2 separate regions of the Homo sapiens genome follow, and region 1 is linked to region 2. Evidence: chromatin loops called from intact Hi-C (ENCODE). Cell type or tissue: Panc1. All regions are shown on one strand. Each heading gives the region's core, and the rest is flanking DNA. Links, peaks and the distances in the headings are about the cores only.

The links. Peaks named below come from ENCODE experiments on the same cell type or tissue, not always from the same donor. Only the 100,000 strongest peaks of a DNase experiment are listed, where the experiment ranks them.
Region 1: a loop joins it to region 2, with 4 times the contacts of the local background. A loop is called at or near these places in 1 of 110 quality-filtered maps.

What each region holds. Positions count from the first base shown.
Region 1 is chr16:31,482,325-31,487,650 of GRCh38, forward strand. SLC5A2 (solute carrier family 5 member 2) reads left to right here and starts at 799. Exons shown (of 14, transcript NM_003041.4): 1 at 799-938; 2 at 2,349-2,420; 3 at 2,495-2,599; 4 at 3,405-3,569; 5 at 3,846-3,951; 6 at 4,996-5,076; 7 at 5,206-5,326. The coding sequence starts at 813. In Panc1, for the core only: no CTCF peak of the experiment used is centred there; no DNase peak of the experiment used is centred there; H3K4me3 peaks cover 585 bases.
Region 2 is chr16:31,671,967-31,677,343 of GRCh38, forward strand. No RefSeq gene overlaps it. Among named protein-coding and RNA genes, the nearest start is that of KRABD5, 39 kb to the right of the region's middle. In Panc1, for the core only: no CTCF peak of the experiment used is centred there; no DNase peak of the experiment used is centred there.

The DNA of each region.
Region 1 (5,326 bases), core at 327-5,326, 190 kb before region 2:
AGTGCTAGGATTACAGGCATGAGCCCCCACACCCAGCCAGTCCTACTCTTGAGGAGACACTAGTTTGTTGGGAAGACAGACCTGGACCCAGGCAAGGGCCACACAGTGTGCTCAGAACTACATCAGAAATGTCAGAGAAGTCTTTCTTGAAGAGGCGACACAGGCTGGGTACTGAAAGCTGAGTAGGAGTTGGCCATTTGGGAGACAGGGAAGTGCTCTAAACAGAAGACACAGTTTGTGCAAGGATTTGGTGGGGATAAAATATCTGGTCAAAAAAAGCAAAAAGCAAAAATCTGGGCTGGGTAGGTTAAAGGAGTGGGAAAGGATTTCTGATTTCCTCTAGATTTGGTTTGGAGAAGCAGGGGGAAGGATGAGCGGGAATTGGGGCATGACCAGGATTGGAAATCAGGCTGAAGAGCTTGTACTAAGAGCTATGGAGGGTTCCTGAGGAGGGCGAGTGACCCTGTCAGACTTGGATTTGAAAATGATTCCTCTGGATTAGTTAAATCCAGGGGTGCTAGCTTAGCTAAGGAAGCGATGCATTTTTAGGGAGTAAAAGAGTGATTTTGAGCCTGGAGCACAGGGGAGAGGGCGGATGCTAAGGCCCAGGAAAGAGTGCTCTTGAACTTGGAAGGGCCCAGCTCCCCAAGACCAGCCTTCAGCCTTGATATGACCTGATTCAGCTAAACAAAGCTGGGGAGCGGGAATGAGACCTGGGGGACTTGTCGGCTCAGTGCCCCTGAGGTAACCATTAATCCTTCCCCTGGGGGAATCCAGGGGCTGGTTCCTGGATGGGGCAGATCCTGGGGAGAATGGAGGAGCACACAGAGGCAGGCTCGGCACCAGAGATGGGGGCCCAGAAGGCCCTGATTGACAATCCTGCTGACATCCTAGTCATTGCTGCATATTTCCTGCTGGTCATTGGCGTTGGCTTGTGGGTGAGAAGTTGGGGGGTGTGCTGCTGGTGGCTGCTGGCTTTGGGGGCCTGGGGGAAAAGTCTCAGGGGGACCCTAGGTGGGAGAATGATGCTTGGATCTTTGAAGGAGAAACCTAGGCCTGGGGGCAAGCAGGTCTTTGGAAGTTCTCAGGGAGACCCAGCCAACATTCCTCCCTTGTCTTCCCACTTTGGGACTGTGCTAGCTGAAGGGGTCCGCGGATTTTCATCAGGGTCGACATTCTAAATGGGGTCTCATTCCCCTGGCCACATTGTGGCTGACCAGCAGAAAATATTCAAGGTCCCCAGGAAGGTCAAGCCAAATCCACAAATGATAAATCCTGGGGAGTTGGGATGGAACTAGTGGCTCACACCTGTAATCCCAGCACTTTGGGAGGCCAAGGCAGGGGGATCACTGAGGCCAGGAGTTTGAGACCAGACTGGCCCACATGGTGAAACCGTATCTCTTTTTTATTTAAAAAATTTATTTTAAAAATTATTTACTTTTAAAGAGAGAGGGGTCTCACCATGTTGCCCAGGCTAGTCTTGAACTCTTAGGCTCAAGCAATCCTTCTGCCTCTGCCTCCCAAAGTGCTGGGATTACAGATGTGAGCCACTGTGCCTGGATGAGACCTTGTTTCTTAAAAAGAAAAAAGAAAAAAAAAGAAAGAAAGGAAAAATTAGTCAGGCATGGTGGTGTGTGTGCCTGTAGTCACAACTACTCGGAGGCCAAGGTGGGAAGATTGCTTGAGCCCAGGAGTTCAAGGCTGCAGTGAGCTATGATCATGTCACTGCACTCCAGCCTAGGAGACAGAGCGAGACCTTGTCTCTAAAAAGAAAGACAGATGTGGGGCTGGGTGCGGTGGTTCATGCCTCAGTACTTTGGGAGGCTGAGGCAGGTGAATTGCTTGAAGCCAGGAGTTCAAGGCCAGCCTGGCCAACATGGTGAAACCCTGTCTCTACTAAAATACACACACACACACACACACACACACACACGCACACACACACAAAAAGCTGGGTATAGTGGCGTGTGCCTATAATCCCAGCTACTTTGGAGGCTGAGGCATGAGAATTGCTTGAACCTGGGAGGTGGAGGTTGTAGTGAGCCAAAATCACACCACTGCACTCCAGCCTGGGCAACAAGAGCAAGACTCTGTCTCAAAAAATGAGAAAAAAAAAAAAAGAAAGAAAAAGAAAAAATATGTGAAAAAAACTGGGGGAATAGGACACTGGGATTAGAGCCTGGGTTGCCCTGAGTGTCTGGGAGGAGTTGGGGGTGGGAGTGCAAACGATCAGGGAAACTTGGCTCGTTAATCTTCAGCCAGAAACAAGGCTGAGGAATGTGTTGAGGTGGCTGATGAGGTCCAAGGCTGTGCCCTAAACCCAGGTCTCCCCCGCCTCTGTCTCCCAGTCCATGTGCAGAACCAACAGAGGCACTGTGGGCGGCTACTTCCTGGCAGGACGCAGCATGGTGTGGTGGCCGGTGAGACGGGCTGGGCCGGGAACGGGAGGGGCCTGGAGAAGCAGCCCTGCTCACTCCCTCCTCTGGCCACCCAGGTTGGGGCCTCTCTCTTCGCCAGCAACATCGGCAGTGGCCACTTTGTGGGCCTGGCAGGGACTGGCGCTGCAAGTGGCTTGGCTGTTGCTGGATTCGAGTGGAATGTGAGGCCCTCTTTTTTCCAATAACCCCACCCTCAGTGAGAACACCTGGAAGGGTCACACCTTGGGGAAACTCCAGGAAAGGGGGAATGAGACTGGCAGTGGGACTTCCCAACTGCGGGGTGTGACTGGGCTGGGAGTGGAGGTCATACATCTAGCCAGGAAGCAGAGGGGTGCAGGGGTGACCACTGTTGGTCCTGCTTCTGACTTGCCATGTGAGCCAGCCTGCACCAGCCACTGCCTCTGGGAGCTTCCATTTATTCCTCTCTGAGTGGGGTGAGCAGCCTCAAAGCCAGGGAAGCACCTGCTCAGATGCGCTCCGAAGCTGTGGTCTGTGAGGAATTTGGGGCCAAGTTAAAGCCCTTTGCAGAAGAGAGGAGCAGAGACAAAGCTCTGGGACTGAGGCTCCTGTTGGAGGGGAGATTGGGCTTTGAGCTCAGGGCTTCCTGGAGGAGGAGACTGCTGAGCTGATCCTTGAGGGACACAAGGTTTGGGTGGCTTTGGCTCAGGTCAGTCTGAGGGGTCTATGCTGGGGTTCATATCTAGATGATCATAGGGACAACATTGGGAAAAACGGGCCAGAAGTGATAGCCTGGGGAGACAAGGAGGGCTCCAGTTAAGAGCCCAGGAGGGTGTCAGCTCTGTTCCTTGGTGCCCAGGGCCCCGGGGCCATCACCTGCAGTTGTCCTCTGGGCCCCAGATGTGGCCCTTCCCAGGGCCACTTGCTTGGAGTAGCACCTTCACGAAGAGGTCAGATCCTCAGGGATGAGGGCAAAGCCACCCTCAGCGGCAGTACTGCCCCCCGTAGGCGCTCTTCGTGGTGCTGCTACTGGGCTGGCTGTTTGCACCCGTGTACCTGACAGCGGGGGTCATCACGATGCCACAGTACCTGCGCAAGCGCTTCGGCGGCCGCCGCATCCGCCTCTACCTGTCTGTGCTCTCCCTTTTCCTGTACATCTTCACCAAGATCTCAGTGAGTGCCTGTGGCAGATGCGATTGGGCCCTAGAAGGGTGGGGCTCAAGTGGGGTCTCTAGAGAACCCTAGAGGGCGTGAGACCTAGGAGAAACCACTGCGAGGGTTATGATGATGGAGGCAGAGCCTGCAATGAATGTCTCCGGGGCACCAGCTACAGTGCTGGGACCTGGAAAAATGGAGGGAAGCTTTGAGGCTAGTAGGGCATGGCCTGGGCAGGAGGTGGGCTGGGGACACTGCCCTGGGTCCTGACCTGGCACTTGCTTCTCCCCCAAGGTGGACATGTTCTCCGGAGCTGTATTCATCCAGCAGGCTCTGGGCTGGAACATCTATGCCTCCGTCATCGCGCTTCTGGGCATCACCATGATTTACACGGTGACAGGTGCCAGCAGGGGCTTAGGAAAGGGAGTGGGCCTGGGACACTGCTGCCAGCTGTGGCCAGGGTTTAGGGAGCTGCCAGAGGAAAGCAAGCTGGAGAGGTCTGGAAGGGTGGTGTGGTCCAAGCAGGAGAAGGAACTAAATCTTTGGAGAGCAAAGGCTTCCTCTCTTTCCACTGTCTCTTGGATTTTGACTGGAAGTTCAGAGAGAAAGCCATGCTGGGCTTGAGTGAGGACTTTGAGAAAAGGAAGATTTAGCAGCTCTTGCCTGCCTTGAACACCTGGGAGAGCACACCTGACGAGTCTCCAAGATCTCTGGCAAAACCCAGTATGGTTCATAGGGACCTGGGGTGGGGCCTGAGGTCAGATGCGGACCAGAGTAGGCAGGGCTTGGTGCCAAGGCCCGCTTGAGGGACCCACCTCCAGAAGGAACGGAACTGAGTATAGGACCTTAGACAATCATCCTCTCCTACGATGACGCAGAAAAAACTGGGGCCGGCTGGGAGCGGCTCACGCCTGTAATCCCAGCACTTTGGGAGGCCAAGGCGGGCGGATCACGCGGTCAGGAGTTTGAGACCAGCCTGGCCAACATGGTGAAACCCCGTCTCTACTAAAGATACAAAAAATTAGCTGGACGTGGTGGCCCGCCCCTGTAATCCCAGCTACTCGGGAGGCTGAGGCAGGAGAATTGCTTGAACCGGGCAGGCGGAAGTTGCAGTGAGCTGAGATCCACCATTGCACTCCAGCCTGGGCGACAGGGCAAGACTCCATCTCAAAAACAAAAACAAAAACAAACAAAACTGGGGCCTAGAGGGGGCTGCTAGTGGGGGTCCTGCAAGTAGGCGCCTGGCCCTAAAACTCAGCCACACTCTGCCCGCCAAGCCCTGCTTGTTGGTGCCTGCGTGCATGAGCCCCGAGAACAGGCTATCGTTTTGAAATTTATTCTCCAGGAAGGGGAACTCTTTCAAATTCCCACAAAGACGCCTTATTGCTAAGGCCAGCCTGTAACATAAACAGCTGGGCTGTCCCCTGACCCCGGCCTGTTGCAGGAGGGCTGGCCGCGCTGATGTACACGGACACGGTACAGACCTTCGTCATTCTGGGGGGCGCCTGCATCCTCATGGGTTACGGTAGGGGCTCGCCTACCAGGGAGGGGCGCGGAGGGCATGGTCGCGGAGCTCTCGGCCTGCGCGCGGGGCCGTTGCGCGTCTCCGGTCTGAGGGTCCTAAGGAGGGTCCCCTGACGGCCTTGCCCGGCAGCCTTCCACGAGGTGGGCGGGTATTCGGGTCTCTTCGACAAATACCTGGGAGCAGCGACTTCGCTGACGGTGTCCGAGGATCCAGCCGTGGGAAACATCTCCAGCTTCTGCTATCGACCCCG
Region 2 (5,377 bases), core at 207-5,206:
ACATGAATGAACTATACAATGGTGAATTCTGAGATTTTTAGTGCACCTATCACCCAAGTAGTATACCTTATACCCAATGTATAGGTTTTTATTCCACACTCCTTTGCCACCCTCCCCCTTCTAAGTCTCTAAAGTCTATTATATCACTCTGTATGCCTTTGAGTACACATAGCTTAGCTCCCACTTATAAGTAAAAATATATGGTATTTGGTTTTCTACTCCTGAGTTCCTTCACTTAGAAGGATGGCCTCTAACTCCATCCAAGTTGCTGCAAAAGACATTATTTTGTTCCTTTTCAATGATGGGTAGTATCCTATGGTGTATATACACAACATTTTCTTGATCCAGTCATTGGTCAATGGACACTTAGGTTGGTTCCATATCTTTGTGATTGTGAATTATGCAATAAACATACATGCGCAAGTGTCTTTTTGATATGACTTCACTTCCTATGGGTAGAACCCATCATGGGATTGCTGGATCAAATAGTAGATCTGCGTTTAGTTCTTTAAGGAATTCCCATACTGTTTTCCATAGAAGTTGTACTAATTTACATTCTTATCAGCAGCATCTAAGTGTATAAGCATTTCCTTTTCACCATATCCATGCCAATATCTATTTTTTTTGTTTTACTTTTTAATAGTGGCTATTCTTGTGGGAGTAAAGTGGTATCTTTTTGTGGTTTTAATTTGTATTTCTATGGTGATTAGTGATGTTGAGCATTTTTTAATATGATTTTTGGCCATTTATATATCTTCTTTTGAGAAATGTCTATTCACGTCATTTGCCTACTTTTTGATGGGATTATTTGGTTTGTTTCCTTGCTGATCTGTTTGAATTCCTTGTAAATCCTGGATACTAGTCCTTCGCTGGATGCATGGTTTGCAAATATTTTCTGCCATTCTGTGGGTTGTTTGTTTACTCTGGTGATTATTTCTTTTGCTGTGCAGAAGCTTTTTAATTTAATCAGGTTCCATTTGTTTATTTTAATGTTTGTTGCATTTGTTTTTGGAGCTGCAGTAGACTAGCAACAACACTGTGATGGGGGTGCTGGTGAAAGCACTTTGGCAAGATGGCAGTGAGCATCTGGGTCCCCATGTTCATGTGCACCAGTAGCAGTGGGTAGTGGCAGGTCCTGCATGCACATGCATGGCAGCAAAACAGCAGGAGAGGCTGTGGGTGAGTGTGTGCCAGCTAAGCAATTGGAAGACAAGTGTGTGCCAGCTAAGCAATTGGAAGACAAGTGTGTGCCTATCAGGGAGGACTGAGGGTGAGTGTATGCTGTTGGACACCTGCCTGCAGAAGCTCTGTGACTGTTAGGCAGGGTCTGCTGGTGAAAGATCTGTGGTGGTGGCTGCTGGCAAGCACCTTGGCTAGGTAGCCAAGGCTGCACTACAAGCAAGTGTAGCCAGGCTGGGACCCTGGGATAGGCAGACAGGGTCATGCTCAGATCAGACTGGCCCCATCCTGTGGGCAAGATAGGCCTGCTGTGTACAGATCCAGCTGCCACCAGAGGCTAAAGTCACCTGGAAGAGCATGGTGAGCCTTGGGTGAAGGGCACCCCTGGCTTTGCTCCACTGCAGCCATTTATGCACCAAATCCTTCAGGCTCCATGCTGGCTGGAGTTCTGTATCTGCCAACTCACTGGGAAGTTCTCTCTACCAATTCAAATGTCCATGGGGTCGTGGGGTTTTCTGCAGCTAGGATTCTTGAGGTTCATGGTGAGAGTGGGCCACTCCATGTTTATTTCACTAACTCCTTCTCCAGGAGCTGCTCAGGGCCAGGAATGAGTCCAGGTGCTCGACAACCCTGTGCAGGGTTTCCAGCTTTCTCCTTTTTCAGCACAGGGTCTGCATCCTCCCTTCATCCCCATTCAATGCCTTATTTCCAAAGATCTGTTCAGAGTGTGCCAATTTACTTGATGGTCTGGTTTCTCTCAGTGGAGAAGCTCTTCCTGGCTGTGTCTAGCTGGCCATCTTGGCTCTCCCTGCAACCCTTTAATCCATTTTAAGTTGAATTTTGTGTATAGTGTAAAAGATGGTTCCAATTTATGGGTTTTTTTTTGTTTTTTTTTGTTTTTTTGCTGGTGGATTTTCCATTTTCCTGTCATATATTGATGAGTTTATTTCTTTCCCAGTGTGAAAATTAGTTGTCTGTATATGTATGCATATATTTTTGGACTCTTTCATGGTTCTCTCATCGAACTATGTGTTTATATGCCATTATCATGCTGTTTTGGTGATTAAGCTTAGTGATATAGTTTAAAACCAGAAAGTTTGATGCCTCTAGCTTTTTTCTTCTTGCTCAAGATTGTGTTGTCTATTTGGGGTCTTTTGTGGTTCCATACTAAATTTAGATTTTCTTCTATTTCTATGAAACATGCTATTGGTATCTTGATAGATATTGCTTTGAATCTGCAGATCACATTTGGCAGTATGAACATTTTAACAATATTGATTCTTCTGATCCATAAACCTGGGGCATTTTTTCATTTTAAAAATTTCTTCTATGACTGCTTTCATCAATATTTTATAGTTTTCAGTGTACAAATCGTTCACCTCCTTGGTTTGATTAATTTTTTCCTTTTTGATACTATGGTAAATAAAATTGTTTTCTTGATTTATTTTTCAGAGTTCATTATTAGCATATAGAAACACAACTGATTTTTTAGGTTGATTGTCTGTCCTCCAACTTCACTGCATTAGTTTATTAGTTCTAACAGTTTTTGGGGATAATAATGAGCACACTTGACTCTGGTTACACATTAATTCATCATTTCTGTTACCATGTCATAGTGCCTAAAAATGTAATCTGTTTTATTTCTGATCTCATAAAGTCAATGAAATTTTATAGGCCTGATATTTTTCCATGTAAAATATTTTTGTCTGATGTTTGATAATGTGTGTTTTTTGCTTACTGTTCAAAAATGCTACTCATTTATCTCTATGCCTAGTCAAACTTTCTGGTAAAGTTATTCAATATTTTTTATGTTTTTAGTTGTCTTAAATCAAAACAGTGAATTTTTATGATGGTTTTTATTTCACCTTATATGATAGAAAATGCCAATTTGTCATTGCCAATGAATCTTTGGGTTTCTCGTTTTTAACTCTCAAGTAATGTCTATAAATGTATAATTAGTTAGAATCTTGCCTAATGTATTGTATGTGCTAAGTAAGTACTAACCAATCTGATTCATCAAATTATCTTTTCAGGTGGTTCTTAAATACAAGATATTTTATATTTGTTCTTATTAAAAGTATTTTTCTGACTTATCTAAATATTGATTAAAATTAGTTATTCTCAGCTTGTTTTCTTAATAAAAGCCAAACTAAATGGAAGTTTCACTAATTTCCTTATATTCAGAGGCTTATTTACCTCACAATATAAAGATTATTATTAAGGATAACATTTATATTCATAGTCTCTATCCTACAACAGAAGAACATTTAGGTCATTCCTTAATTGGGTTAAGGCCTCATTCTATATTATCATCTCATATTAACTAACTATTAAATCCATTACATATGAAAAGGTATAAATGGAAAATTAATATTTTGGTAGGTACAAATTATAAAAGCAAACATAAGAAATACATAAGAATATAGTAATATATGAATATATATAATATGTGGGTGGTCATTTAACAAGTAAAAAATTGGTTAAAATACTTTTACAAAAAAAATTCCAGGATAAAAAAAAATGAAAAATTCTATCAGTGTTTAATGAATAATTAATACCAATCCTTCACAAAACCTTTCAACAATTGAAGAAGAAGGAACGTTTTTGTATTTATTTCATGAAGCCAGTATTACCATGATACCAGAGCCAGACAAAAGCATGACAGGGAAAGAAAACTATGGACCAACATGCCATATAAATATAGGCTCGTAAACCCTCAGAAAACACTAGAAAACTAAATCGAACAACATAATAAATGAATATACACCAAGACCAAGAATAATTGTTTGTTTACAAATGCAACCATGACTTAATATCCAGAAGTCAAACAAGCTAATGCCCAATATTACTAAAATAAGGACAAAAAGTGATAGTTTAAATGCACAAAGAAAATGTCAAAAATCAAACACCCATTTATGACAAAACCTCCAGCAAACTACTAATAGAAGGGAATTAGTAGTTATTAGTCAAACTACTAATAGAAGGGAATTGTGAGACTTGCTAAAAGACATCTATGAAAAACTTGCTGCTAATATCACACTTAATAGTGAAAAGCTGGATGCTTTACCTTTAAGATTGGGAACAAGACAAGAATTCCAATTTTACCACTCTATTCAGCATTGTACTAGAGGTATTAGCCAGAGAAATAATACAATAGAAATAAATAACACCTTCCAGATTGGAAAACGAAAAGTAGAAGTGTCTTTATTACAGATGACAGAATCTTCTCTATAAAAATGTGGAGATATTCACTAAAATACCACTAGAATTAATAAACAAATTGATCAATGTCACAGGATACAAGATCCACATACAAAATTCAATTGTACTTTGAATGAATGCAACCAACAATGAAAATATAATAAAACGAAGAATACAATTTCATTTATAATAGCATCAAAAAAATAAATATCTAGAAAAAAGTTAACAATAGAAGTGCAAAGTTTTTACACTCACTTTTTAAAATGCTGAAATAAGTCACAGAAGATCTGAAATAATTAAAAGATGTCCAATTTTCAAGGATAAAAATACTTAATACTAAGATAACAATACTTTACAGATTAATCTACAGATTCAATGTAATATCTTCCAATTCCCAGTTATGTTTTTTTTTTGTAAAAATTGACAAGTCCCCTCTCCAAAAACAAAATAAAACAAAACAATATGGATATGCACAGGAAACCAAATTCACAAAACAATCTTAAAAAAGAAAAGTGAAACTGAATGACTCACACTTCTCAAGATTAATTCTTACTACCAAGGATAACATTGATTCCCCCATTTTCTCTCATTTTTTCTCTGTCCTGATTGAGAACTACAGAGTAACTTGACCACTCTTTGAGGTGGCCAGCTGCATGTTTTCCCCTGATGATTTAAACCCAAGCTGGGGCCTTGAACATTCTCAGGACTGACAAAGGTGTTTAGGTGGTTGCTCAAAACCCTGAAAGATACCAGCCCTGGTCCTAAGCCAAATTTCTTAAGCCCTCATACAAACTCCATAACCAGACTCCTCATTGTGGACATACCCAGGAAGAATATCTCTAGCTCATTGTCCCTCAGGAGGATATGCCATAGCCCCCCTGTGTGTATGTTCTAATACATACTTTGAACTTATCACCCTGAGGTTTAGTGCTTCTTTCTTTGGAATACCAACTGGCCCCATTTCAGAATGGTTTGGGGCAGTCCCTGTGGAAACTCT